2 separate regions of the Homo sapiens genome follow, and region 1 is linked to region 2. The links are chromatin loops, found by intact Hi-C in ENCODE. Cell type or tissue: PC-3. All regions are shown on one strand. Links, peaks and the distances in the headings refer to the core of each region. The heading gives the core; the rest is flanking DNA. Region 1 overlaps LONRF3 (LON peptidase N-terminal domain and ring finger 3). Region 2 has its middle 8.8 kb from the start of CT47C1.

Region 1 (14,550 bases), core at 6,488-14,487, 52 kb after region 2:
TCTTGGGTCTGTGGCACTACACAATGGGCGGCCCGTAACAGTGGGTAAGATTGTGGGCTTTGGAATCCATGCGGGCTCTGGCCCAGATCTTAATCAGCATGACCATTGGTAAGTAACAAAACCACCCTGTGCCATAGTTTACTTGCCTATAACAAGTATATAACAAGATGTCTACTTCACATATTATAGTGAGCTCTACTTCAGATTATTGTGAAGAGCTCTACTTCACAGATTATTATTTCTTTTTCTTTTTGAGACATAGTCTCGCTCTGTCACCCAGGCTGGAGTGCAGTGGCACAATCTCAGCTCACTGCAACCTCTGCCTCCTGGGTTCCAGCGATTCTCCTGGCTCAGCCTCCTGAGTAGCTGGGATTACAGGTGCGGGCTACTACGCCCGGCAATTTTTATTTTTTTATTTTTATTTTTTTTAGTAGAGAAGGGGTTTCACCGCGTTGACCAAGCTGGTCTCAAACTCCTGACCTCAGGTGATCCACCCGCCTCAGCCTCCCAAAGTGCTGGGATTATAGGCGTGAGTCACCGCGCCTGGCCACAGATTATTATTTCTAAGAAGAATGTTAAAAATTCTAGAAACAAACATGGCACGTAATGAACACTCAATGGACACTGGCTTGGCCTTTGGATCAGTGACCAGCTCAATGAGGAGCTGCTGATACACTGTCTGTCCTTTCTGGGATCAGCCTACAAGGTGCAAGAACATGGCTCATATTTTCTGAAGACATGACTGCAGTCTTAGTTTGGGCATAAGTGACTTCCCAAATCAGGATGGAAGATCAAGTCCACAGTTAATATGGGAAGAGGATACATGATGTTCCGGCCAGGAGATGAAAAGGTAACCACTTCGACTCTCATAATTAGCCATTTAACCCTTCTCTGCCTTCATTCCTCTCTTTTCCTTCTTTTCCTCTCCCCATCCTTTTCTCTGTCCAATGGGAGCTCATCACTGTAGACTGCTTAAGCAGAAGGGCTTAACTCCATTTGTGGACATACTGCTCCCCCTTCCCTAATAACAACTATCTTCTTATGAGAGTGTTCATTTCAGCTCGCAGAAGAAACACACAGTCCTGAGACTGTAGAGTTGCCTTCTACCAGTGGCAACAGACATCCTGATAGGCCAAAGGTGCAATGATCTCCCCTGTTCCCATGACTGTATCGAATATCACCATAATGCCCTTCTAAAATCCAAGAGAAGCAAGATTTCTGTAGCAAAACTGGATTTAGGGCAAGTGGGCTATTTCGGCCCTTTGCAGCATTTGTAGTGTCCAGAAATTGTTGATATTGACTTACTAGAAGGTAGGAAGTATTCTGCAAAGGGGTGCAATTTGGGAGGCCGTACTTCAATAAATGGAGTAGAATTTTTTCAGGTCTTTGTAATGCAACGATGACATTTGATAATATATGTGTGTAAGTGGACAGGAAACGTGTATGACCAGTCAATGTGAGTATAGGTTGAAATGGGAAAATCAGTAACCAAAAACTGTAAAGGGTGGGAGAAGGGGCCTCAGAGATACAGAGGCAGGGCTCCTCAGAACTTACACTTCTCTACCTTGACCAGAACATACCTCTGCATTGAGCTGACCACAGACAAGTCTGGCTAGGAAATCTACATTACCTGAAGAAGTCAATATGGGGAGTACTGACACCAGCCCCTTCCCATCCCACCTCAGGCCCTCCTGGGAATGAAGAAATCATAAAACATAAGAGAACACGGAAAAGTTTAGGCTTCTGGGAGTCTAGGGCATTTTTCCTTCCTTTCTCTTGTTCATATCTCGTTTTTCAACTGGTGTTATCTTCTAGGGAGGCATCTTTGGCCCTGGAGAACTCAAAAGAGCCAGAGTGGGCCAGGCGTGGTGGCTCACACCTGTGATCCCAGCACTTTGGGAGGCCGAGGTGGGTGGATCATGAGGTAAGGAGATCGAGACCATCCTGGCTAACATGGTGAAAACCCGTCTCTACTAAAAATACAAAAAAATTAGCAGGGCATGGTGGCGGGTGCCTGTAGCCCCAGCTACTCGGGAGGCCGAGGCAGAAGAATGGTGTGAACCTGGGAGGCGGAGCTTGCAGTGAGCCGATTGCGCCACTGTACTCCAGCCTGGGCGGCAGAGCAAGACTCCGTCTCAAAAAAAAAAAAAAAAAAAAAAAAAGCCAGAGTGGATCCCAGAAGAGAGGATGCAGTAAGTGTTGGCTTTGGTTCTAACAAAGGCCTGGGGTACAACTGCAAACAGAAGCTTCTTTTAAGATGGCTCAATTCGGTTCTCCAGAGAAAAATTATGCAGGGATTCTGGGCAGGACTGTCTTGGAAGGACTGGCTTGTGCCTTTAAGTGTACTCTATCTCTTAAGAACCAGCGAGTGGCAGACTGGGCACAGAAGGATGAAGTCTAACAGAGCCAAGTCTTTCCTCTGGGGCCTAGATGGACAGGAGTTCTGATTTTTTTCTATATCCCCCAAGGTCCTGTTACACAGAATAAGATCAAGCTCAAGTGGAATTTTCTATCATTTCATTTTTAATTGTCCCATTCTTGTGTCCTTCTTCCCTCAACGGTAAGAACTCATTTAAAAGTTATCAATAGCATAAGACTAAAATCAGTACTGTAGAGAAGATGGGATGTTGCTGAAGCTCTTCTGCTGGGATCAGCTTGGTCAGTATCACTTATTGTCACAAATGTTACCAATTTTCCTGTTAAAAGGTTCATGTTTGGGGCCTTAGCTTTTAGCCTATTGTTAATAAACTGCTTGTTTAAAATAAAAACGTGTTATTTGTTTTCTTGAACATTTTATGATGCCAAAGAAAATAGTAGGCAGTGTGTTGTGCTTTAAGCAAACCCAATATGTGAATGCTTGGATTTACATATAAAGTAGGGGCAGATATTGACAAAATGCTTCAACATAATTCTTTATGTAACAAGCTTTTCTGGTGCATTTTGAAACACTTTATGGCCAGTTTTTCAGAACACATCAGTCACATTAATCAGTTCACACCTGCCTCGCTGTCACATACATGGGAGTTTGCTGTCTGAATGCAAGTATATTTCTTTAAAGGATCTTCTGGTATTACAACCAATAGGAACAAGAACAAATAGATGTTCCTGAAGCATTCCTTTCTATTCAGCTTCCACCGAAGTGATACTGAAGCTAGTTGGATAATTCTTTTCCTAAGGTAGGAATACAGTTTTGTTGGACACAAAGTGAGGCAATAGGAAACATTTTTTAATGAACAAACAACTTTCACACAAACTGTCTGTATCACATTGTTATTACAACACAGATGAGCTGAAACGTTTTTGTACAGATTTGGAGGATGGGAATCCTAAAAAGAAATCAAGCATATAGAGGTAGTTGAATAGCAATATGGGGGGAAAAAAGCATTATCTTATATTTCCCTTCAGTTCATTACAGTGCAAGAGTAAAATGGCTGCTTACCAAACAAATGGAAAACACACACACATTTGCCACTGTTTACGTGGCTTGCTTGATATTTTAATCCTGGCATTACTTACAACTGCATAAGATGATGGAACTAATTTACCTAAAATAAGCCTATGGTGCCACATTGGCCTATTTGCTTTCCTTTTATTCCATTATTAGTGTTGCTTTAACAATAGATAAATGTTAGTCAACTTTTAAAATTATGCATTAGCTACAGTGTTGCTTTGTAAACTTCTGTTAAATCGCGTTTGCTGCAAAAACATTTTAAACAACAGCTACAGTCATGAAGCAAAAGCTTTAAAGTGACACCAGGAACAGAGATTACAGGCACTTCTCTCTGGAGGTTAACTTAGCATGTTTGGAAATACACATTTGTAAGTGAAAATTTCTTTATTTCACCTCTGGATGTGTGTAACCCAGATTATTAAATAGTTGTACAGTGTAATAAGGTGGGAGCTATCATTCTAAGATGAATTGAATGTGTACACTTTATGTGGCTCCTTTTCCTTCCTTCTGTTTGAACTCAGAAGGGCCACAAATTGAAGCCCATGCTGCCAGCTGCTTTTTAGAACTGTCTTCTACCATAAATCAAAACCTCACTTAGCCCCAAGAATGGGCTGAAAATCTTCTCTTTTCCATTGTTTGGGCTGCCCTCCATTTGCATCTTTGTCACACACCACTGCTATGGTTCTGCCTTGGTGAGCAGAAATGGATGCGAAGTCAACATGTTGGGAACTCAAAAATGAGTTCCTGAATAAAATTCCCATCTTGGAAATGGAGTTGGTGTGGGGAACACAGACGGATTGCAGTCTGTCAACAGTATGCAATCTGTTGACTGTAAGAGACCTCTGGGTGCTGTGAACTAGCCTCAGGAGCTCCGCCGCTCCAATGGCCAGTCACAGGGGATTATCTGAGCCCAGGCCAGCTCCACAGGTAGAGCTGGAAGCGCCACATGCGCAATGACTCTGCTTGCCCCTTGCTGCTGAGGCAGCACTGGGCTAAAAGCAACCTTCAGAAAAGGCAAACTTTAAAAATTGTCATTCTCTGCCCCGCTAAGTCAGGGGCAGGCACTCTTTTCTCCAGGTTGTCTACAGAAAATTGGTTTTTCATTTTCTACATTTTGCTGGTTATTTGCTAGCAGCAGTAGTACAGTACAAAGCAGAAAGATATGATGTCTGCTTGCTACCTAGTGTATATATATATATATATATATATATATATATATATATATATACACACACACATACACACACACACATACACACACAAAGACATACATACATACATACATACATACAAAATATAACCTACTAGGCAAAGACTGGGTCAGTCATGATAGACAGAAAAACTAACTAAATAAGTGGCACTATCTACTGTGGGGGAAGTCTTATTTTTCTGGCCTAGATTTAGCCTTATGTCTTTCTTCTGTATACCCTTCATTCCCAAGCTGTGCAGCAAAACCAATTTCCCAGTGTAAAAATGTTCAAGACCAATTGATTACCTCGTTAAGGTACATCCCAAAGAAAGCCAAAGCTTAGCCTTGCATCCTGCCTTGCAACTAGACAAAATATTTAACATAGTGGAGGCTCAGTTTTCTCATTCATAATATGGGGATAATAACTGCTCTCGCAGGGTTGGTATGAGAAATAAATGATGTAATGAGCTCAGGTATGTGAGATCACTTGGCTCAGTACCTGGTACATGGGGATCTCAGTACATTTTTTGTTGAATCTGTTACTTTGGGCAACATAAAGAAATACTATCAACTAAGAACAGAAGTCACAGATTGTAAACTCTCATCATCTGGGATGGGTAAGGTTCTCAATACATTTTGGAGAACAGGGAGTGAAAAGTTGGTTATTCTAATGGAGCTAGAACTTAAGGCTTCCATTCTATCAGAAATCCTAGGCTGGGTGCGGTGGCTCACACCCACGCCCGTAATCCCAGCACTTTGGGAGGCCCAGGCAGATGGATCACCTGAGGTCAGGAGTTCGAGACTAGCTTGACCAACATGGTGAAACCCCATCTCTACTAAAACTACAAAAATTAGCCAGGCGTGGTGGTGCGTGCCTGTAATCCCAGCTACTTGGGGGGCTGAGACAAGGGAATCACTTGAACCTGGGAGGCGGAGGTTGCAGTGAACTGAGATCGAGCCACTGCACTCCAGCCTGGGTGACAGAGTGAGACTCAGACTCGCACACACACACACACACACAAAAGAAAGAAAGGAAAGGAAAGGAAAGGAAAAAGAAAGGAAGGAAGGAAGGGAGGGAAAGAGAGAGAGAGGGAGGGAGGGAGGGAACAAAAGAAAAAGAAAGGAAGGAAGGAAGGAAGAAAGAAATCCTAGACCTACATAGGGCACTACCTTCTAGCCCTTATTGAAGCAGGAAAAAAATTTCTGGTATAGGATTGATCCCTATCTCTGACCCTCATTTGTTCTCCAGTTATTTCACTTTCACACACATTTAATTCCCAAAAGAATTATCTGTAAATCATCAAATTATGGGTCCAAAAATCAGTGGTATGTATTCCCCCAACTAAGTTTAAAGGGGTTTCAAGTGGATATTGTGTGTAAAGGCAGTGTTTTATACAAATGTAGGCCCTTGATGATATTCTATAACTATGACTAATCTAATAGTAGCTATTATTTCTTGAGTGCATTCTAGGTGTGAGACACTGTGCTAATTGATTTACACATTATCTCATTTAATTTTCGTAACAACCCTATATGCAGAACTTATCACTATCATTTCATAGATTAGAAAACTGAGGGTTGGCAAAAGTTAAATCAATTGCCAAAAATAATATATCTAATAAGTAGAGAAGCTTAGGGCCTTTTTCTTTGTTGCATTTACACTAGATAACCAGAAACTATTAGGATTGTGTTATGACCACATGGTCTGGGAACCAGGTGGGAGGGGGAGTCTTTTCTGCTCCCTGAGCTTTGTGGAGTTTGCTTGCGCAGAAATAATGCCTATACTTCCGCCTATTTCTGTTCTTCACCTGCCCAGACTAGCTCCAAACATCAAATCTGATAAACACAACACTCTGGCAACATAATGTCCATTAAGTGAGTGCAGAAAAGACCATCTGGTTTCTGCTTACATGCATCTTTTTTATGTTGTCTGGATCATCTCATTCTCCCTTTCCTGTTTCTAGCTACAGGTGGTGATGGGAGAAGTAAGAATTACACTCTCACCTTAACAGAGTGATGGGCTGTGAATGAATGATGCAAAAATCATTCACTGTCCAAAATCACATGGTATAATTTGCATGAAGGTACTAATGGCACAATTCACTTCCTCCCTGCTCTAATCGTTTCACTCTGCCATTATAACACTCCCATACTTGTGGTACTTTACAGGCTGTCCTGCCACTGAAGGACTCAAACTAGCACTAAGCAAGCTAAATCAGGGCTTACTCTTACTCCTCACCCTATATTCTCCCCATACATTGAAATATTTCACCCATGCAACTAGAAGCAAAGGCAGTACTTAGGTAAAATAATAGATTATCTGGTTCCCTTTTTTTTTTTTTTTTTTTTTTTTTGAGACGCAGGTTTGCTCGTTGCCCAGGCTGGAGTGCAGTGGTGCAATCTCGGCTCACTGCAACCTCCATCTCCCAGGTTCATGTGATTCTCCTGCCTCAGCCTCCCAAGTAGCTGGGATTACAGGCATACACCACCAAGCCTGGCTAATTTTGTATCCATTTTTAGTAGAGACAGGGTTTCATCATGTTAGTTAGGCTGCTCTCGAACTCCTGACCTCAAGTGATCCGCCTGCCTCGGCCTCCCAAAGTGCTGGGATTACAGGCGTGAGCCACCGTGCCCGGCCATCTGGTTCCTTTAAAAAGATTTTTATAGGGTTCTACTCTATTTGTCTTATTTACATTTTAATAATAAAAAGTCCTTATCAAGTGTTTCTGTCCAGGTCTTGATCCTCAGAACCCCGGGGAGAGGTGGGTTATGGAGGCTAGTTGGGCATGACTGTGATGTGCTAAACTGAACACCATTTCCTCTGAAGAGTTAATTATGATCCTGCCCAAAATCCGATTCCTAACTGCACTGGGGAAAAATTAGATACACGTACAATTAGATTGCTGAAGTAAATGCCTATAATAAAAATAATTCTTTCAGCTTTGTTCTGTATTACACACAGAAAATGAATTATTTTACTTTACCTTGGCATATACCATAATCTAGGCCAAATCCCTTAAGTATTTTATATTGTTTAGTTCAAACTGAAAAAAAAAAGTGGACTCTGAAGACAGATGATCTTAGCATCATTCTGAACTTCTTTTAAGCATCCATTTGGATAGATACGGAAATGGTCTAAGAACTAGTGTCATTGTAGTAAAAAAAAGATAAAAGCAAAAACTGCACACTTCTAGTATTGTTATTTCCCCCTAGGTACATGGTAAACCACATCAATAAATAAAGCAATGGACTTTTCAGCAATGTACGCTTAAATAGTTACAAACATACATGTAGAAAAAAGGATACAGTAGTGCAAAAAATAAATTATTAAAACAGAAAGAAGTATGAACATTATTTTACACAATGCTCTATAAAACCTGAACCATTTGGAATGAGACCTCAAGTCAGTGAAATTATACAGCAACATTATTAGTATCTTTGTTTTCACATTTCAACCACACAGTCATTGATCTATGAAAGAAAGAATATTAAAGCAAAACCACTTTAAACTTTTGGAAATTTTAATGTTAAAATCAAATTATGTTTTTCTGGGCTCTTAAACACCTCTGCTGTTTATGTAGTTATGCAGCATGTCAAGAAGCATCTTAAGACAGAAAGTTTCAAATAGGTCACATTCTTTTGGTCTTTCTACTCAATTTCTCTCTGTGATCAACAGCAGGCTGATGCCTCTGTTTGACACCCCCTTCTGTTAAGATATTATTGCAATTAGATATATTTACAAGAAGACTCCCCCCGACGGCAGTGGGGAAGGTGGGAGCTCCTCTTCGGCAATCCACTCACTAGTTTTGGTTTCGGGATATGAAGGCCAGGACTCGTCGAATACCATTCAGTCTGTCCTTTAAGGACCTCATTGCTAGGAAGGGGAGCTGAGCTCGGCTTTCCAAGGGAAGAACTGCTAACATCCACCAGCACCAGGCTGGGCCATTCGGGTTCATCTGCAACAGAGAAACACAATGGAGTCATCCTATTCCCATCCAAGAACATCAGTCTGCAGAGTTCCAAATGCTCAAGGTAAAGACCCCAGGTAGAACAACTCCATGTGGCAGATTGCTAATTGACCCTATATCTATTTTCCCCCTTATTTTAGCAGGGCATATAGCCACCCAGAAAAAAGACTGCATTTCTCAGCTTCCCTTGCAGCTAGGTGAGGCCATGAGACAAAGTTCTGGCTAATGAGATGTAAAGGGAAGTGATATGTGTAACCTCTTGGTCATGCTCTGGGAAAGAAGCATATGCCCTCTGCCTTCCTCTTTCTCTCCCTTTCCCCTAGCTAGAACATGGACGTGGTGAGGATCAGCCTTTCTCAATCAAGAGGATGAGGGAGACATTTTAAGGATGGTAGAGTTTTGTGATGAAGGAGCCTGGGTGCCTGAATGCTCTTGTGGAATAGAGCTGCCCTAACTGTCCAAGACTTAGCCCCTCCATCTTGTTTAAGCTCCAGTCATTTTTGTTTCTTGTTAAAGCAAACCAACCAGTATCCTAACAGATACACCATGCCTCCTAGCCAATGTGATTTTACAAGCTGGTATCTACTATGTAGTCTCTTCCACTTCTAATATTCTGTTGAGGTCCTTTGGACTGATGCATTTAACATTCAGGCCTTCGATTCCCATGACCCCTTGACCTTTGCATGTCTTTTAAGTCCCCTCATTTCCTTGATGTGGCTGAAGGCAATAGTCCATGTATACCATGTCACTATACAGGGCCATAGCTCTCTTCTCCCCTGAAACCAAAGGCTATGATTTACAGTCCCAAAGAATCACAATCTCACTTTGCAAAAATTCCAATTAGAAAACATTCACATTAGAAATATATTCTGCCCCAGGGCCGGGCACAGTGGCTCACGCCTGTAATCCCAGCACTTTGGGAGGCCAGCGGGTGGATCACGAGGTCAGGAGATCGAGACCATCCTGGCTAACACGACGAAACCCCATCTCTACTAAAAATACAAAAAATTAGCCGGGCGCGGTGGCGGGCTTCTGTAGTCCCAGCTACTCCGGAGGCTGAGGCAGGAGAGTGGCGTGAACCTGGGAGGCGGAGCTTGCAGTGAGCTGAGATATGCCACTGCACTCCAGCCTGGGCGACAGAGCAAGACTCCGTCTCAAAAAAAAAAAAAAAAGAAAGAAAGAAAGAAAGAAATATATTCTGCCCCTAGATTTCCTTTTAATAAAGAGCTTTCCCATTCCACATAAATCCTTCCCCAAAGCAGCTTCCCTGGCACATATTTTAGACATTGGGTACTTATTTCCTTCTAAGCCTAAAACGAGCTTTCTGCCCACAACTTTCACAAGTTTGGTTTTAGGACTATAGAGAACCATTCTGGTCAAAGTGCCTACACCTGAAATTATTTGGCTCCAAATTGGTTCCTCTGATCGTCACCAAATCTCACTGCCTTCTTTGCTTCTTTGTGCCTCTAACTTCATTTGCATTCTTTTTTGTCCCTCCCTGAAGCTGGCAATATGCTCTCCCTCCTATGATCAGTTCTGAATATTAGACTGATGTTCTGAACTTTCTTTCCAAGGATCACCAACAAAGATATTTAAGCTGGTATTAACACTTGTGGCAGTTTCTAAGAAACATCCTCCTGACAGAACATGCTTATTTGTGGGACCACTGGGGATGCAGCATTGACTGGAGCAAACTGGGATGGGTATGGGTTTTTCTTTTTTGCTGGTGCTGCTGCTGCCAAAGCAACATAATAACAGAACTAAGAAAAAAGGAAGTGAAACCCAAGATTTCAACTTTCTCTGTCATTAGCCTTTATGAATCACACTGTAGCATCTGTGTTTTCCCGTTACCATTGCTGATCTGTATCTTTTGCCTAAGGGAGAACGCTTCCCGGAAGGTGAAGGGGAACATTAAGCTTGATCGTGAGTTTGCTCAGAGGTATATGCTGCAGTCCTGACTCATCGTGGCCCAGAGCCAGGAGCTGGGTCACAGGAAGCACTAACTGGCCTTTCTCCCTTGAAAACTCATGATGCCTTTGCATGGGGGGGGAAAGAAGCCACCTTTGTGGTCTGAGGAAAGCAAGACATTTCATTTAGGGAACAGACTGGTGTCTTAGAACCTCAGAATGCAAGAGGAAGAGGGGGCTTTAGAACCCTCCTCATGTCAGAGATGGGACAAAAGTTGAGAAAGGGAAAGGAATCTTCCCAAGGTCATACTGCTAGTGAGGTAAGCAGGACCAGACTTTTGGTCAGAATATGCATATTGAGATTTTTTCTTTTGTGACAGAGTTGGGGATGAGCATAAGTAAAGAATCAATGTAGGAGAGCCAGCTTGGAGCATAGGAAGAGATGGTCGTGAGGAAATATGTGGTTAGGATATCTCCAGCCTTATCCTAGAAAGACAGTATTCCCTGATTTATTCCAGGCAAGCAAAGCTTAGTGAAACTTAACCATCTCCACTCTCCTAGGGAGCTTCTGATCTGCAGCTTGATCTTTCAAATAGGCCTATCCCCCAGGAAGAACACTGATCAGTAGAACCTAACAAACTACTGTCTAGTATAACTCAACTAACAGTATTTAATGATGAACAGAGCTGTTCAGCCCTGGTGAGGACAATAGCAAGGGTCTAGACTTGCAGGGCGAAGCATAGATAGACCGAGGCACGAAAAGTTTTTGTGGTCTTGCAGTTGTAATCTTATAAGGGTAGCTGGCCCTATCCCCTAGTTCCCAAAGCAATGAGGGAGAGGGTTATGAAGTTACCTGAAAGCAGCAGCTTTTGGTCTCAGCTCCCAGGATACCCTTCTCTTAAGTCCTGGCCTTTGCATGTAACTTGTCACCCTAACACTACCATGGTGTGAATCTGGACTCCCATGGAAGGTTCTTCTGTTGGTGATATCTATGTTCCCATTCTCTTATCTTACTTAGTTCTCAAAACCTGCCTTGGATCCAAGTTCCTACTGCTTTACTTTAGTTACCCCGATTCTAACTTGGGATCTTTTTGGTCTTACTCATGACGCTCACTGTGCAGCCAAACAACACCAAATTAAATCCATCTTCCTCTCTGCATTCGATGTGCTGAATGGCAGCCACATACCCATCTAATCACAAACACTAGGCACTCTCTTCTAGTGGGACAACCCGTTTAAAAATAGACATTTTTCTATACCTGAGGATCGGCGTCTTTCTCCGGCATGGGACCAAAGTGATTGAGTATCCGATTCTTTAGGGATAATTTGAGCGAATGAAACCACAATGATGCTTGCTGATAGACACAGTTATGTAATCCCATGAGCTCAGCACAATCCTCTCCCTGAACCTGAAAGTATCAAAGTGGAAGTGAAACATTCTGTACCCTCTCCATCATTCCCAGAGTCACTTTTGACACCTGATTCGCTTTGAGCATCCATCCTGCCTTCCTATGGGAAGGCTCACCCATTCAGCTTTCTCCTTTGCTTGATGTGAAATGCCCCTTAGTCAAGTGCTGGACAGTGTGTAGATACTGCTGACCATGGAGGAAGGAGAAAGGTTCAGCTGGGTAGATTAGCTGAAACAGCAAAACATGCAGAAAACCAGAGATTCAAACCGGCCTGAGTGGAGGCATGTGGTTAAACCAGGTTATGCTGGTCCATGCCTTTGCCCTTTTCATTTTTACATCTGTTTTCTCATTACTTGCTGGAAAAGACACAGGAGTATGTCAGTCTCAGCATGTAACTATCTTGGTCAAACACATTTACTCAGTCATCAGATATTTATTAATCTACTATGTAACAAATGTAAATATAAATGAATATAGGATTATTTACCTCTTCTTCCACCCATTACCTCAGAAAACCAAGGATTAACTAGATGTGTCATCTTTCTGCCTTAGGGGATGATGGATTATTGGGAAGGGCTCTTAGCCAGGTTACGTACTTTAAAATACAAATGCATGTGTGGATCTATAATTGTCTCAAAAGAAAAAAGTTTAAAATATACATAAATCGATAGATAAAATATATATGTATAGACCCACCCCAGATCCATTCCTTGCAATCTTTGGCAGAGACTTAACTCCCAAGCTGAATGAGCCCCAGGGTTGATCTAGGATAACATTTCCTATGCATGAATGCAACTCAGCAGCTAAGCAGAGCCAGGACAGTAGGCGCCCTCACTGCCATAGTGCAACTGGACAGCAATCCAGCAGCATTCAATGTTGCTGCAGCAATTTGGTGTGAAATCCCAAGGCCCTCAAGGGTTCTGAGAAATCCTTTCACAACTATCTTTGTGTATCAAGTTACAAGGATAGCCTGGCTTTGGGATTCTTGGCACTGGCCACCCTTACCTTTTGGTCTTCAATGTATTCAATGTCGGCTGTGTTGTAGCCATCCCGCTGGCTCTGATGGAGCACCCTGAAGCGCCTCTTGCCTATGCTGTCAACCACTGAGCGGCCATCAGCAAAGAATTGAACATTTCTGATCTCTAGGATGCAGCCATATTCTGCAAACCTGTTTATTGAGAATGGAGTCGAGAGACTAGATCCTTGATGAGTTCTGTTTCCCTGGGCTGGCACCCAGCCATTTCTGTAGCCCCATGCTGTGGCTCAAGGGACTTCTGCCTATTTTCCTGTCCCTGGGTTACAGCTTCAATTACACAACAGGCAGTGCCTGTGTGAAGAAAAAAAATTCGTAATGTATTCGTGTAACTGCTACCATTTATTGAGCACATACTATGTGCTGTGCCAGTGCTATGGTTTGAATGTTTGCCTCCTCTACAACCCATTTTGAAATTTAATTGCTATTGTAACATTATTAAGAGGTGGGACATTTAAGAGGTGATTAGGCCTCCACCCTCATGAATGCATTAATGCTGATATGGTGAAAGTAGAGTAGGGTTGTTATTAATATAAAAGGGCAAGTTTGACCCCCTTCTTTCTCTCTCTCTCTGTTGCCCTTCTGCTATGCCCTTCCACTATGTTATGATAAAGGAAGAAGGCCCTTGCCAGATGCCAGCACCTTGACCTAGGACTTCCCAGCCTCCAGAACCATGAGAAATAAATTTTGATTGTTCATAAATTATTAGTCTGTGGCATTCTGTTATAGTAGCACAAAATGGACTAAGGAAGCCAGGAACTGTGCTCAGCATTTTATGTACATTATTAACTCACCAATCTTCCAAGCAAACCCAATGAGGTAGGTACTATTATTGTACCCACTTTACAAATAAGGAAACTGGGATACAGAAAGGTTAAATAGCTTGCTCAAACTCAAACTTGCTCCAAGGCTGCAACTAGATAATGAAAGCAGGCAGTTTGACTCCAAGGCCCACATTCTTACAAGTTTTATAACATATACCACCTGTTTAACCAAATATTAATTCTAGGGTTCTTTAAATAGACAGCCTCTCACATGGTAAACTAACCACCAAAGGGACAATGATCCTTACAAATGCTCATATTCTTCAGTTGGCTAAACCTCATGAGCTAGGCCTCCCTGTCTCCTGGGAGTACCCCAAAGTAAAACAGAAATCCCTCATTACACAACCTCCCTTTGCTCGCATGGCTCCTCACTTACCCTTTGACAGGATCTCCAAGGCACATGCCAAACTGTCTCGTGCCTGTCTCAATGCATCTACGAATCATCAGGCGGTAACAAGGCTCAAAGATGTGCAGGGGACAAGGAACGGTGGGATAGGCCATAGTACACACGAAAATAGGCACATTCTTATTAAGGCTGTCAGAAAGAGAAAATGACAGGGATCTCAAAGCAATCGGACAGAACACAAAAATATTGGTCAAATGTTAGCATGTGATACCCCTGGGGGAAGGCAGAGACACCAAGTTTGTTTTTTGACAGTGTCACTTGCCAAAGATACATCAAGTTTTGATGGCTAATAGAAAAATATTGAAATGCAATTGATAGTGTGGGCTGAGTCCCATGATCTGATGCAGAGGTTAGCCTAAGGTC
Region 2 (15,494 bases), core at 454-8,453:
TAAGACCTCTGGAAGCTGAGCTTTCCCAGCTGCATAGAGTGTCAACGTTCCTATATTTGCAGAGACTCCAGTTTATACTAAATCATTTCCTCTTTAGTTGCCTTGTCCACTTATCAGTGAGTGTGAAACACAATGTGATGACTGCTGTCAATCTTGTAGTCTCTAGGGCAAAAAGTACACAGCAGTAGCTGCTTCTTTCTGCAGGGAGATAGAACTGGGCACTGGGCTTGTTATGGAGCAAGTTGTTGTCAAGGAGTGAGGCAGATCCTGGAGGAGATGGTTCTGTTGCAGTGGCAGTAAGCTATCTTACCAGTTGTTTTCAAGTCCCTGGGAGGGGAAACTAGTTAGCACCAGCAAACAGAAGAGAAAGGAAAAAGCTGAGCAGATGTGCTTTCAATAAGTGAAGTGAAACTACCTGAAGTGAAACTGAGGGAGAGTGTCCTCCTAGCTCCCGCATTGGGGCTCTCTTCATGGCAAGTATGTGAGCCAGAAGTCCGTGGAACAATCTCCATAGCCTTGGTTATCTGCCTGAGCCTGTTGTCTGCAGATGTAGACCCATCCAGGATGTCACATTCCCTTATCTCTGGTGTGTAGTTGCTACCTTTCCTTTATCTCCAGCTATCCCACCCATGACATCTGATCTTTGCCAAGCCAGGTAGTTGGCACAACCCAGGATTTCAGATTTTCTTAGGGAAAGGTGCTCTCTTTCCCCACCCCACCTCCCTCTGTCAGTCAACAGAAGTGGCCAAGTCCTTTCCATTTGCAGACCCACCATCAAGGTCAAGGTGGGCCAGTGGGAGAGACCTAAAGCCACAACAACCCTCAGAGGTTTCCACTTAATGTTGGGATGACAGGGAACACCCCTGGAAGACCAGCCCAAAGATCTCCTTTACAGCCTGGCTCAAAACTCACCGCCTCCAGGCAGCCTACTTTTCTATATCTGTACCCCACCACCCTCACCAGACACTATCCTTAATGACAGTGGTATGTGTGGACATGGTTTAGCTCCTCCAAGAAAGCACAGGCCCTTTAGGGTGAATGTCCAGGCCTGTCTCAAGTTTGTTAACACCCACGGTGCCTGCCACAGGGCTCTGCACCAGGTCGGTGTTTGATAAATGTTTGCTAAATGAATCAAACGGCTTTGGAATCACTATCACCATGAATGGTGTTTTTCTCTTCTATCTGCCTAGGGCTTGACTGTCTGCAAAGGGCCTTGCTATCCCCTCTTCCTTTCTCTCTTGGGATCGTCTCCCTGGCCTCTTGTGAGATTTCTGCTCTTGCAACCTAGTGTGATTCTGCTGTGAGGCTGGGGACAATGAGGGATCTCACCCCTCATGGGAGACCCTTCCCCCACCCTTGACATACAGGGAGTGACTTGGTCCCTTGCTTGCCTCCTAGTCTACTGTGTCACAGCCAGAGTAGGCTGCGGGTGCCTACTTTGTGCCTACTCTGGCACAGGAGTGCCATCTCCTTCCAGGCCAGGTAGAGCCCACGGTCCTCAAGCCCAGCACTTCCTGCTTCTCATGGAAGCCACGGGAGGGGCGAGGGACAGTCTGGAATGCTGGTCTCTCTTGGGATTTGACTTTGACTTCCACATCCCAAGGGGGTCATTGCACAGACTCTGTAACTTTGAGCTCAGCCCCTGGGAGTGGAGTTGCATGTCAGGGCTCCATCCTTCTGATTCTGGGCAAGTCTGCACCACCACAGGCTCCTTTTCACTTACAGGCTTATCTAGCTTGTGGGGTTTATGCCTTTCTTGCATCATCAGTCTTCTTTCCTACACTGAAGTTTGTTCATCATTCTTCGTGACTTTAACATCCACAGGGATGACTTATCCCATGACCTGGAATTCCACTTCCGTGACCTCCTCATCTGATCTTTTCTACAAACTTACATCAGATACTTACCCCCATGGTCCTACACTAGCCTTTTCCATTACCAGAAATGGCACCATTTAGAAAATTTCTTCTCTACTGCTACAATGTTTCAATCCCATCAGATTATTTCCCCAATCTGCTGACCTAGCCACTTTTTCACTCTACCTTCCTACCATCTTCTTCATTTGCCTACTTACCCAGTTTAAATTCCATCCATTATGTGTTGCTATTATCACAGGCAGAATGCTGGCCTCCCCAAAGATGCCCATGTCCTAATCCCCAGAACCCTGTGGGTCTGTTAGGTTACCTGGCAGAGGGGAATTAAGGTTGCAGATGGAGTTAGTGTTGCTAATCAGTTGACTTTAGGATAGGGAGATTATTCTGGATTAGTCAGATAGGCCCAATGCAGTCACAAGCATCCTTAAAAGTGGGAGAGGGAATTAGAAGAGAGAACCAAAGAGATGGCAGCATGAGAAAGACTTGGCCTGATGTTGCTGGCTTTAAAGATGGAGGAAGGAAACTATAAGCCAGTGAAAGTGGGCAGGCTGTAGAAGCTGGAAAAGTCAAAGAAACAGATTCTCCTCTAGAGTCTCCAGAAGGAATACAGCTCTGCCCACACCTTGATTTCAGCTCAATGACACTTCTGACCTCTGCAACTCTAATATTTTAAGTCTGTATTTTAAGCCACAAAGTTTGTGGTGATTTGTTACAGCAGCAATAGGAAACTGATACCTACTCACTCACTCCATTCCCTTTCTCCTCTTAGCTGTCTATCATATCTACTAGGCAAAACCCCAAACTCTAGTTGAATTGCACTATATTACTTTTTCCTTGCCACTAAATGAAGCAGATAAAAATATTGAAAGTTGGTTGACTAAATTCACTAAAAATTTGTGGTCATGAGCACGCTCAAGACTGCTTGGCAACCACAGTTTCACTACACTTTCCCTCCACCCTAAATCTTTGACAATTTTGCCATTGAACACACAAACGTTTCTGTTTCTCAGCTTCTACATTTCCAATAATTTGCCATCTACCCTACCTCATCCACTTACTCTCAGGACCATGCCAAGGATCCTAGACCTTTCTTAATGAAAATATACATCACTCCCAAAATCTCAAGATTAAAAAATCTTAAGAATTCCACACTCTGACCACCACTTCTTATTTTTCCAGTTTGGTGCCCTTGCTCCGACTATGGTCTGCAATGACCACCATGTGGTCAAAGCCATCAGTCTCTTTCTATTCTCAGTTTTCTTGATCCTTCAGCAGCAGCTACCCACATTACTCTTCCTTAAACAGCCCCTTTCAGGATTTCTGTGGCATTACAGTTTTCTGAGTTTTCTCCTCTTTGGCCACTCTTTACCTCATTCCCCCAAACTAGAGTTTCTCTGGGCTCTGTTCTGGGACTTTGCCTTTCTATACTCCCTTCCCTCAGTGATCTAATCTTTGTTTCAAGGCCTTGAAGATAACCCAATGATTATAATTTCCAAATTGATATCTGTGTCTCAAACCCCTCTTCCAAGTTTATAACAAATTTGACTTGGCATCTCCACTTGAGTATCTCACAGATCTCTCCAACTTGAAGTAGCTAAAATGTCATTCTGGATTTGCTCCTCCTCTCTGCTTGTTCTTTCCTCTTAGGAAATGGCACTTCTACCCACCAAGATGCTTTCATCGGAAACCTGGTTGCCCTCTTTAATTCTTTTCTACATCCATTCCATCTGTCGGCTTACCTCCTAAACGTCTCTCAAATCTGTCCACTTCTCATCTCTTCAACTATTAATACTCTCATTCTAATGCAAACCTTTAGCATTTCTGATTTGACTACTCAATAGCCTCCTAACTGGTTTTTCCCCTTCCAGTGGATTCTCTGCACAACTAGAGAGTTTTTTAAAGAATATAATTCATATCTTTCAGTCATCCTGTTTAAAAACCTTCACTGGCTTCTTGTGAATTAAATAAGATACAAACTCCTTATCTTACCCCATAAGACCCTTTGTGATCTAGTCTTTTCCTGGCACTGTTCTCATAATTTCTAGAATACATGTTCTTGCCTACACATGAAATTCCATCTGCTGGAACAATCCCCTTACCCCCTACTCTCATGTAAGATCGTGCAGATTGTTCTCTACACAAAGGTATCCAGCTGAGGTGTAGGGTGGGCCGAAATCTAGCCTGCAGTCCTCTTGCCAAGCTGTGCTCCTTGGTGTGCAAGACCTTGCTTCTACTCTTCCCATGGCTGGCTTCTTCTCAACCTTCAAGTCTTGGCTTCAATGTCAACTCCTCAAAGAGGCCTTCTCTGACCTCAGTTATTTTCTGTCTCACTGCCATATCTGTCTACTACCTTCATAGAACCTATCACCATCTGTAAGTATAGATTTGCTGTCTTTCTCCCTGTAAGCTCCATGAGAACAGACATCTTGTTTGTCTTGTGCCATGCTATATCACCACAGCACCTAATACATAATCATGCACTGAGAAGTGATAGTTGATGAGAAAGAAGGAAACTCCTGAGAAGAGAATGCAAAGAGCAAAGAGAGGGTCTAGGTTCTGCTTTGCCCAGGTGCCTCCTGCCACACTGATTGGCATCAGAAAAAGCCTTCATGTCATAGAGAAACCACAAGTGTGGCCAGAAATTCTCAAATGTGGCAGCACATCAGAATCTCATGGGGATTAAATTAAAAAGTCTTCATATCATAGAGAAAGCACAAGTTTGGCCTGAAATTCTCAAATGTGGCATCACATCAAAACCTCGTGGGGATTAAATAAAATAACATAACCGCCTCTCCTCTGTCTTTCAAGGTTCTGATTCATTGGGTCCGGGTGGCTGCTGCAGACACTCTCGGTGCACTACCGAGAGACTGCCACTGAGTGGTGCTGTATGACTCTGTTTCAGAGTAGAGGTCGCACTTCGCTCCAAGAGAAGGCATAATTTATAGAAGGATTTTTTTTTTTTTTTTTTTTTAGCTACTCTGACCTCAGATCTTCTCATTCCAGGAGGGTGGCCCAGGCAGTGCCTCCAGAAATGTTTAAGTTTTGGTTTCTTTTCTGTGCCCTTCCAGATTCACAATAAGGACATCTGTCCTTACCTAAAAGCTTCCCCTCACCTCTCCTAACCCACCCCCACAAAGCTCTACCAATATCCTCTTACCTTCTGCCCAAAACTTCCCGTACTTTTCTTCTCTTATCTTTTACCTCTTTATCTTGTCTTCCTCTTCTTTTTCTGGGAATCACTCTTCCTCAGTTTCCTTACTTGTAACCGGAGGATAAGGGTGGCATTGTGAGGATCTAAGGAGATACCACCTACCAAACTGCATTGATCTAACTTGGCATGTATTATCTTCATAGATTTTTACACCAATGCCATTCTAATCCACACAGTGATGGTAGCTTCTCTATTCAAGCAAACACAATTTTATTAATGCATATTTTCAAGAACACGTATTATAAGTGAAATACATCTGAAGAGGATTTAGAGAGAAGATTCGTATGCGCTACTACCCTGCTTTTTGCAACTGGTCATGAACCAGCCTCTGAGTGAACTGGAGGGGAAGGCACGGAAGAGGTAACAGAAGGGGCTAGGAAAAAGATTCTTCCAGGGCCTTAATCAGCCTGAAATGCTTTGGAACCAGCTGACCTAATAATTCTTCAGAGACTGTCAGTGCACTGGTGCCCAATGAATGCCTCCATACAAAGCTGCAAGCCCACTATCTATGGCAGTCTAGGACTGGGAAAGAACAAAGCAAGGTTATAACGGAGTGGACCTCAGTTCAAAGAAATGAGAACAAAAATCAGGCCACTCTTGGCCAGATAGATAGATAGATAGATAGATAGATAGATAGATAGATAGATAGATAATGATTTCCCCTTCCTCTATATTCCAAATGGCTTGCAGAAGGGGTTCTTGTTTCTCATGGCAGGGCTATCGATGGGGCAATTGAAGGAGCTACTGTAAAGGACTGTAACTAAAGAACATTTCAAGATAGCTCCATGGGCTCTTTGACAGGTCTAGTTCAGGAAGCCCCATGCCAACAACCAAACAACTCCCTTTGCAGTACAGCCCACAGCTCATCCTCTGGGCTGGTTTAGCTTCAAATGACCATTTGGCACTGTTTGGCAACAGGTTGCCTCACCAGCCCACTGACCTCCAGAGTCTTCTGGAAGTTAAAAGGACACACATTCACTACCATAAGTTCTAAAAACCTATAGCAGTTCCCACTCAAGCCACTCCACTGACAGTTGGAGCGGGTGGGGAGAGATGCGGGAGGGCTGAAAAGGGAAATGTTGCATACAGAGAGCTTATTTGAAATGCATTAGGGTGCTTTCTCTTTGAAGGAATTTGCAGGCAAGGGTTTTGTAAAGGAAAAAGTGCTTTGGTATGCGGGTAATATGCAGTCATTTATCTGTGTAGTAAGCTTAGATCTTATCCATCACATTTTTTTTTTTTTACCCTTGAGCTCATCTCTATTAGGGAGATTCTGATTTCTCCAACTCCTTGAGAGGCACCTCAGGTCCAGGGAAAAAATGAATAAGGATGACTTTCTCCAGAGGATGGTACGTTTTAATTCCAGATGTCCCTGCTGTGAATATAAAACAAAGAATTTGTCAAACTCGGGGGCTGAACTGCCTGGATTTTAACCCAAGCTCTGCCACTTAGTACCTGCGTGATCTTGGGTAGTTATTTAGCCTCCCTGAACTTCAGTGGGTTTTTTAAAATACGAAAAATGTAGATAATAAGAGCACTTATCACATAGGCTTGTTGTGAGTGTTAAATGAACTAATATATGTAAAATCTTAGAACAAAGCCTGGCACATAAGCAACATATGGGTCCTCAGCATATAATTCCTGCCCTCGAGTAGCTTGGAGTTCAGCTGGGGGGACAAAACCTATGCATTAAAGGTTAAATAGCAGTACATGCTACCGCTTCACTAGACCATATGTAGTGTTAGGCCTTAGGATATGGTAGTGAGCCGGAGAGTCTTGATATAACCAGAAAATGTCAAAGAAACAGATCAAACAGTAAAGGCACCGAGATCAGAGTAGTGAGAAAGTATTTTGGTGTGGAGTGGTCAGAGATGTCTTCGTAGAAGAGGTAGGACTTGGCCCAGAAATAGAGCAGGGGTTGGATAGATGGAAACAGAGCAATGCAGTGGGGTCAGAGAACAGGGCTTTGGAGGTAGAACACCTGTGGGATGGATGGAGGTATTCAGGAGCCTATTTGAAATGCACTTAAGGTAGCTCCCTGCACATGCCCTTCTGGTAAAATACTCATATGAGAAAGAGAAAAGCATCTCCTACCATCCAGGAGTTGGACTAGTACCATCAGCTAGGCCTTGCTGTTGCTAGGAGCTGGCCTAGCACTAGCAGCAACACCAAACTAGGTCTTGTTGTTCTGTTGAACATAAATCCACAGAATGCCAATATCAGACAAGGCAACTCTGTGACTATGATGGATCAAGGCAGAAGCAAGATAACTCTGTAATGGCTGAAACCAGACAAAATGTGAACACTGTCCAAACCACAGAAATGACAAAACATCCCTCTCCCAGCTAAAATGAATGACTGCTACTCTTTACTAACTAGAGCTGTAGCTTCCCTCTACTCTACCCTCCCTCTAGCTAAAACTTATTGAAATACTTGATCACAGAATTGTTCTACTGTCTGACAGCATCCAATATAGGGCAAACCATAGCTTTTTTTGACCTTCCCCCAGTCATCTAGCCAATGCCCAAATCCTATAACAAATCTTTTCTAACATACTGTTCTTGAGATGCCTCACAGTTCTTCACGGTGTACATGCCCCCTCACTTCAACAAGTAATAAACCCAGGTTGATCAACATGTGTGTGCCTAGTGATCTTTGGCCAAAAGACATTGACAATATCACTAAAATGATTGAGGGGTATGGATGCATCCCTCCTACTAGGGTTCATTTAAAAAATTCCATGAAACAAAGAAATGTCTGAAATAAGTGCAGCCCCACCTCATACAACACAGCATGGTAAGTAAAATGACAGAGGCAATCACAGAGCACTGTAGGGATACAAGAGGGACTTCTTTCAGCAACTTTTCCTTAGCAACCATTGTCAGGCACCGGGGATATAACAGGGAACACGATAGACAGATAAAAGAAAGAAAAATGCTGGGAGCAGTGATTCATGCCTGTAATCCCAGAACTTTGGGAGGCCGAAGCAGGTGGATCACCCGAGGTCAGGAGTTCGAGACCAGCCTGGCCAACATGGTAAAACCCTGTCTCTACTGAAAAATACAAAACTAGCCAGGTGTGGTGATGCGCGCCTGTGATACCAGCTACTCGAGAGGCTGGGGCAGGAGAATTGCTTGAACTCGGGAGGTGGAGTTTGCAGTGAGTAGAGATCGCACCATTGCACTCCAGCCTGGGCAACAGAGCAAGACTACATCTCAAAAAAAAAAAGACAGATAGATAGATAGATAGATAGATAGATAGGTAGATAGATAGACAGATAAAAGATAGATAGGACAGATAAGAAGAGAGAGAGAGAGTCCCTGCTCAATGAACGAAGGAAGAGTACTGCAAATGTTTGAAAACCAGAAACAGCAAGTATGTTCATTAACAGGGGACCATCGTCAGAGACAGTGTAACCTAGTGGTTGAGAGCACAGCTTGTGGATCCAACCTGCCTTGGTTTCTATCTCAGCACTACTACTCAGCAGCTGCCAATAGAGCACAATCTCACAATCTACTGTGCATAGAAATTTCCTTTTTTACTGATCACTCCCCAGTGAGGGGTGGTAGGGAGGTAGCTCAGCTCCTGTCTGCTGCTGTTCCTACACCAACACTTGAACAAGGTCTTTCCGCTTCCAAACAAGACATTCACCCAAGGCTGCTTTTTCTCTGTAATCTCTGGCTGAGGGCCCAGGGAAGATAAGTCTAGACTTCAGGCTGGTTAAATACAGAGCCCAACATAATGTACACATGGTTTTAGCATCCAGGAGAAAATTGCAATTGGTGTTTGTGCAAGGAGCTCTTGAAGCCATTTTTTAAGCGCTTTACAGGGACACAGACTTTATGTCATCCCCACGCCCATTCTCAATTGCATGTTTTTGAACACACGTTTGGTTCTAAACTATGCTAACCCACTGAGAGGGCTGGGGGAGGAGTATGACTAAGGTTATCTGACACCAACCTTATTCTCAAGGAGTAGACAGCCTGATTGGGGAGAGAGCCAATCGCTGACAAACGGAGCAAGAACATAGACCCAGAAGAATGTGCTAAATTACATGGCCTCTGAAAGGCCACCTGAACTTGTATCATAAATACAGGAGGAATTCTCACAGGAAGAGCTCACTGTGGGCCAAGTGAGTCTAAGACGGTTTTGTGGAGGAAGAACTGGGGATAAAATACAATTTAGATAGAAGGATTTTCAGGGGGCATTTCCTGCCTTAAATTATCTTTGGTATAAAATGAATTGGGATAATTAATTTTGAGGAAATTGTGCAAAAATGTTCCTTTGAAACCATTGAAGCCAATCTAGGGTGTTCCAAAAACAGTGCCAGAAATGGTCACTTTTTACTGCAATCCCAGCTCTCCTGGGAAATGTTGCCAAGCAGCTGGCTGCACATTTAGCCAAATATAAATTTTCCCACATATGGAAAAATCATAGAATTACATGTGTATAAAGGCCTGCTACCTCTGATTTGAAGAGTCTCCAGGGAAAATTCCTGAACTATCACCATTAGCAAACCCCCACCTTTCACAAGTGCCAAATATTCATCCTCACCAGCATGCATTGTTATCATTATTTCTTATTTTAGCCATTCTGATAGGTACATAGTTATATACTCACTTATTCCTCAGCTTTATTAAGGTATAATTGACAAATAAAATAATTGTATATATTTTCAGTATACAACATGATGTTGTAATATATATATATATATATACATATTGTGAAACGATTAAATCAAGCTAACTAACGTACCCATCAACTCACTTATTATTTTGTGGTGGTAAGAATACTTAAGATTTAGTCTCTTAGCATTTTCAAGTATACAATACTGTAACTGTAGTCACCATGCTGTACAGTAGATTTCCAGAATTTATTCATCCTACATAACTGAAACTTTGTTCCTTTTTACCAACATATTTCCACTGCCCTCACTCCCAGCCCCTGGCCACCATCATTCTACTCTCTGCCTCTATGAGTTCAACTTTTTTGGGTTTCACATATAAGTGAGACCATGCAGTATTGGTCTTTCTGTACCTGTCTGGCTTCTTTCATTTAGCATAATGTCCTCCAGGTTCATCCACATTATCACAAATGACAGGATCTCATTCTTTCTTAAGGCTGAATAGTATTCCATTGTGTATATATACCACATTTGCTTTATCCATTCATTCATCAATGGACACAGGTTAATTTCACATCTTAGCTATTGTGAATAATGCTGTGACGAACACGGGATTGCAGATATCTCTTTGACATACTGATTTCATTTCTTTTGAATATATACCCAAAAGTGAGATTGCTAGATCATATGGTAGTTCTATTTTTAATTTTTTAAGGAAACTCTACACTGTTTTCCCCAATGGCTGTACCAATTTACATTCCCACAAACAATAGACAAGGGTTCCTTTCTCTTCAGATCCTCGCCAGCACTTTTCTTTCATATTTCTGATAATAGCCATTCTAACACGTGTGAAGTGATCTCATTGTAGTGTTAATTTGTATTTCCCTGATGATTAAGCCTGTTGAGCATTTTTTTATATACTTGTTGGCCATATTGGTGTCTTCTTTTCAGAAATGTCTATTAGGTCCCTTGCTCATTTTTTATTGAGTTATTTGTTTTCTTACCATTGAGTGTTTGAGTTCCTTATATATTTTGGATATTAACCCCTTATCAGATGCATGGCTTGCAAATTTTTTTTTCCACTCTGTAGGTTGTCTTTTCACTCTGTTGATTGTTTCCTTGGCTGTGCAGAAGTTTTTTAGTTTGATGCAATCCCAATCATCTATTTTTGCTTTTGTTGCCTATGATTTGGAAGTCATAGTCCAAAAATCATTGCCCTGACTGATGTCAAGAAGTTATTTCCCCTATGTTTTCTTCTAGTAGTTTTAAATTTCAGGTCTTACATTTCAGTCTTTAATCTCTTTTATTTTTGTATATGGTGTGAGAAAACGGTGTAATTTCATTCTTTTTCAAAGGAGACATGTGGATATCCAGTTTTCCAGTGCACTTTATTGAAGAAACTGTCCTTTCCTCATTGTGTGCTCTTGGCACTTTTTCAAAGATCAATTGACTATAAATGTGTTGACTTATCTGGGGGCTATCTATTCTGTTCCGTTTGTCTAAATGTCTATTTTTATGCCAGTACTATGCTGTTTTGATTACTGTAGTTTGTAGTATATTTTGAAATCAAGTAGTGTGATGCTTCCAGCTTTGTTGCTTTTGGTCAAGATTGCTTTGGCTATTTGGGGTATTTTGAGGTTCCATACAAATTTTAGGATTTTTTTTCCATTTCTGTGACCCTTGTCACTTGAATTTTGACAAGGATTGCATTAAAGCTGTAGATTTCTTTGGGTAGTCTGTACTTTTTAATAATATTAATTCTTCCAACCTATGAACACAGGATATCTTTTTATTTATTTATGTCTTCTTCAATTTCATCAATACTTTATAGTTTTCAGTGTGTCATATTCTTATTTTTATGTATAATGTCGCATTTGCTTTTTTCTGTGCATTTTTTCATGGTTTCATTTTTCAATTTATTGTGTGCAGGATTCAATACAGTATAATTTTTCATGTTGTGTTTCCAATTAGAGTATAATTTTCCTTAGTTACACTAATGACACATCTTTAGTGAAACAAAAATGAAATATTTAGTTTCCAGCATGGTTGTTGGGATCATTCTTGATTCATGTTTTTATTTTTAGTTTCTTGGCTTAGATCCTGATGAGAGAGAGAAAAAAGAGATGTGTTTGTCACTTTAATTATATATGTCCAAGTTTTTTTTCAGACTATTTCAACTGCTTTGCGTGTCCACCAATTGTGAAAATAAATTTTTATTTGACCATACGGTTAACAAAATATATTCTTTTTTTTATTGCTGAAAGGCACATTAATTTCTGGTGTTAACATTTTGCTATTTCTGTAGGTATAGGATGCTTAAATTACTTTACATCTGCAGCATGATTATTATTTTATTTTTTAAATGGTTATAAATATATATGCACAGAAAAAACTAAAAGAGAAAAGGCAATAGTGGTCTCTGGGTGGTAAGATTGTGGGTTATGTTAAGTTTCTTCTTTATACCTTTGTAAATTTAATTTTCTACAATAAGTATATATTGCCTTTTTTAATAGAGTTTATTTTTTAGAGAAGTTTTAGGTTCACCGAAAAATTGAGCAGAAAGTACAGAGAGTTCCCATATATATCTTGACTCCATGCATGCACATACATTGCTTTTTTTAAAGACAGGGTCTTGCTCTGTTGCCCAGGCTGGAGTGCAGTGGCACCATCTCAGATCACTGCAACCTCCACCTCCTGGGCTCAAGTGATCCTCCCACTTCAGCCTCATGAGTAGCTAGGACTACAGAGGCACGCCACTACACTTAACTGATTTTTTAATTTTTTGTGGAGATGGGGGTCTCACTATGTTTCCCAGGCTGGTCTTGAACTCCTGGCCTCAGGCAATCCTCCTGCCTCAGCCTCCCAAAGTGCTGGAATTACAGGCACGAGCCACTGTGCCCAGTCTACTTTTTAAAATCAGTAAAAATGTTATCAAGGAAACACAATATAATGTATGTGGAAAAGCATATCATATAGGAAGTATAAATAAGTGTTTATTGAACCTAAAAGATAAAGCTATTTGCATATTTTATAGATTTCATTTCTTTTGTTATAAAAATAATGTTAATTTATTTCTCTTTTTATGCATGTAGATCTTAAGTTTGGCTATTCAATTTATTTTATTTCATGTGATTTGTTTTCAATACAATACCAGTAGTAGTGTTTTCGTTTGGTTTTCAGTTTCTAATATTGTCCCATTTGTTTTTTCTTCATGCTTATCACAGTCACATCTCATCAATGTTACTAGCACCAAAATAATATATGCTGCAGAAAATAAAAAGTAGTTATGAAATGACTGTTGACAAGGTGTTCCTGCATAGAAATATTTTAGTTTTATTTTTTATAACTACTCTACATTGAAGGATAATGCTTACATACTAAATGTCCAAGTCTTTTTCTTAAATATACCTATTAAAATATCCCTTGTAGACCAGGCACAGTAGCTCATCCCTGTAATCCCAACATTTTGGGAGGCTGAGGCTGGAGGATCACTTGAGCCCAGAAGTTTGAGAGCAGCCTGGGCAACATAGTGAGACCCTGTCTCTACAAATACATATATATTTTTAATTAACCAGGCATTGTGGCGCATGCCTGTGTTCCCAGTTATTCAGGAGGCTGAGACAGGAGGGTCATCTGAGCCTGGGAGGTTAAAGCTGCAGTGAGCTGTGATCATGCCACTTTACTCAAGCCTGGGTGACAGAGTGAGACCCTGTCTCCAAACCAAATATGTATATATACATATATATCCCTTGTAAAACAAAAGTTAAACTCTTACCCAATCTTTTAAAAATAATAATTTCAAATATTTGAACCACAGTTTCAGAAATAATTAAACTGTGAAACTGAGGCTGGGTGTGGTGGCTCAAACTTATAATCCTCACAATTTGGGAGGTCAACACGAAAGGATAGCTTGAGGCCAGGAGTTCCAAACCAGCCTGGGTAACATAGCAAGACCTCATCTCTGCCAAAAAAAAAAAAAAAAAAAAAAAGTTAGCTGGGCAGGGTGGTGCATGGCTCTAGTCCCAGCTACTCGGGAGGCTGAGGCAGGAGGATCACCTGAGCCCAGGAGTTCAAGGTTGCAGTGAGCTACGATCGGGCCACTGCACTCCAGCCTGGGCAACAGAGTGAAACCCTGATTCAAATGAAATAAATAAGTAAATAAACAAACAGTAAAACTAAAAGAATAATTCTGTATATGAATTGGCATTTCTGTGTTTAATAAGCAAAAATACTCAATTTGAACTGTATTAGATTTTAAAATTTTAAAGCAAGTTGACTCTGATTACAACTATTAAACATATTTTGTTTCTTTTTTTTTTTTTTTTTTTTTGAGACGGAGTCTTGCTCTGTCACCCAGGCTGGAGTGCAGTGGCATGATCTCAACTCACTGCAACTTCTGCCTCCTGGTTTCAAGCAATTCTCTTGCCTAAGTCTCCCGAGTAGCTGGGATTACAGGCTACTGCCACCACACCCAGCTAATTTTTGTATTTTTAGTAGAGATGGGGTTTCATCATGCTGGCCAGGCTGGTCTCAAACTCCTGACCTCAGGTGATCCACCCACCTCGACCTCCCAAAGTGTTGGGATTACAGGCTTGAGCCACGCCACCCGGCCATATTTTCTTTTAGAAAATGTTTTTAGCTTTTTGATACATTATCTTTTCAATGAAAAACATGCTGGCAACATTTTTTCTAAAATTTAATAAAATATTTCTTTTTTCTTTTTTTAGCCACATTTTACAGATGATCATATTTCTTTAATTATGAATGAATCACAGACCCACAATAACAAACTCAAATTCATACTCCTGTGCCAATTATCTCAGAAACTTTAAATTTAAATTTCTACTTGCTCAGGAGCAACCCACTCACTAACATAGAGAATAACAATATGGAGACTGTCTGTGTGCCATGATTTTAGACGCTTTTGAAATACTTACAGTGTTCTTAGTAAAATGTTCAGTCCCATTATCTTCATCTCGTCGAACGAGTTAATAATGGAAACCAGTACTGAAGGACTCCAGTCTCTGGCTATGGAACTTTTTCAATTACTTAACATTGTTTCCCATGTTTTCTTTTTCTCCCATAATCTTGTCCCTTGATGAGTTGCTCTGGGTGACACAATCTAGATGGGAAACTGTAACTTGGCAACGTGTATCTTTCCTACTCCATCAAATCCATACTTTCTTTCCAAGTGAAGCGCTGAGCAGTAGAGACCTAATAGCCTTAGAAGTACTGAAAAACCTGTTAGGATCATTAACACGGGAAAGTTACACAGCAAGTGCTTCTAGATTTGGTGAGCTAAGATTGACATGATAACAAAGACAATGTTATGTTAAAACTACTTGAAGTTTATGAACGTATAGGTGCTGCAGTTTCATTTGAAGAATTCTCAAGCCTTTTGAAAAATAGAAGCCCTCCAGGATTGTTCTCTTCTTCATAGCGGACATAATGAATTTTTTCCCACCAAGAAATTTAAAACAAGAAGTAATGGCTGAGGGGTAAATTATTACACTTTATCTCTTTTTGGCCACAGCTCAGTCAGCTTCTGTGACAATTTTTTTTTTCCAGAAACAGAAGCAAGCTTGTCATACAACTTGACAAATCCAACCGGCATTTTGCCTCAGTCATTAGGAATATTTTAATCTTTACAATAAACTATTCATGTCATGGAATACAGAGCTGCAGGATTTCCATCTGCCTGCCTCTAACAAAGCTTATTTGAGCAATGGATTTGGAATTTCTCTCCATTGTCCTCCCTGTTTGGCTCCTGTGTCTCATGCTTACC

The links. A loop is a pair of places that touch in the nucleus more often than their neighbours do. Peaks named below come from ENCODE experiments on the same cell type or tissue, not always from the same donor. Only the 100,000 strongest peaks of a DNase experiment are listed, where the experiment ranks them.
Region 1: a loop joins it to region 2, with 5 times the contacts of the local background. A loop is called at or near these places in 61 of 110 quality-filtered maps.

The regions. Positions count from the first base shown.
Region 1 is chrX:119,011,581-119,026,130 of GRCh38, reverse strand. It overlaps LONRF3 (LON peptidase N-terminal domain and ring finger 3), which reads right to left. Exons shown (of 11, transcript NM_001031855.3): 8 at 14,158-14,316; 9 at 12,930-13,092; 10 at 11,775-11,924; 11 at 7,776-8,596. The coding sequence ends at 8,441. Among named protein-coding and RNA genes, the nearest start is that of LONRF3, 44 kb to the right of the region's middle. RefSeq lists a silencer at 10,571-10,630. In PC-3, for the core only: no CTCF peak of the experiment used is centred there; DNase peaks (open chromatin) are centred at 10,540 and 12,380; H3K27ac peaks cover 4,955 bases.
Region 2 is chrX:119,056,486-119,071,979 of GRCh38, reverse strand. No RefSeq gene overlaps it. Among named protein-coding and RNA genes, the nearest start is that of CT47C1, 8.8 kb to the left of the region's middle. In PC-3, for the core only: a CTCF peak has its summit at 4,745; a DNase peak (open chromatin) is centred at 4,759.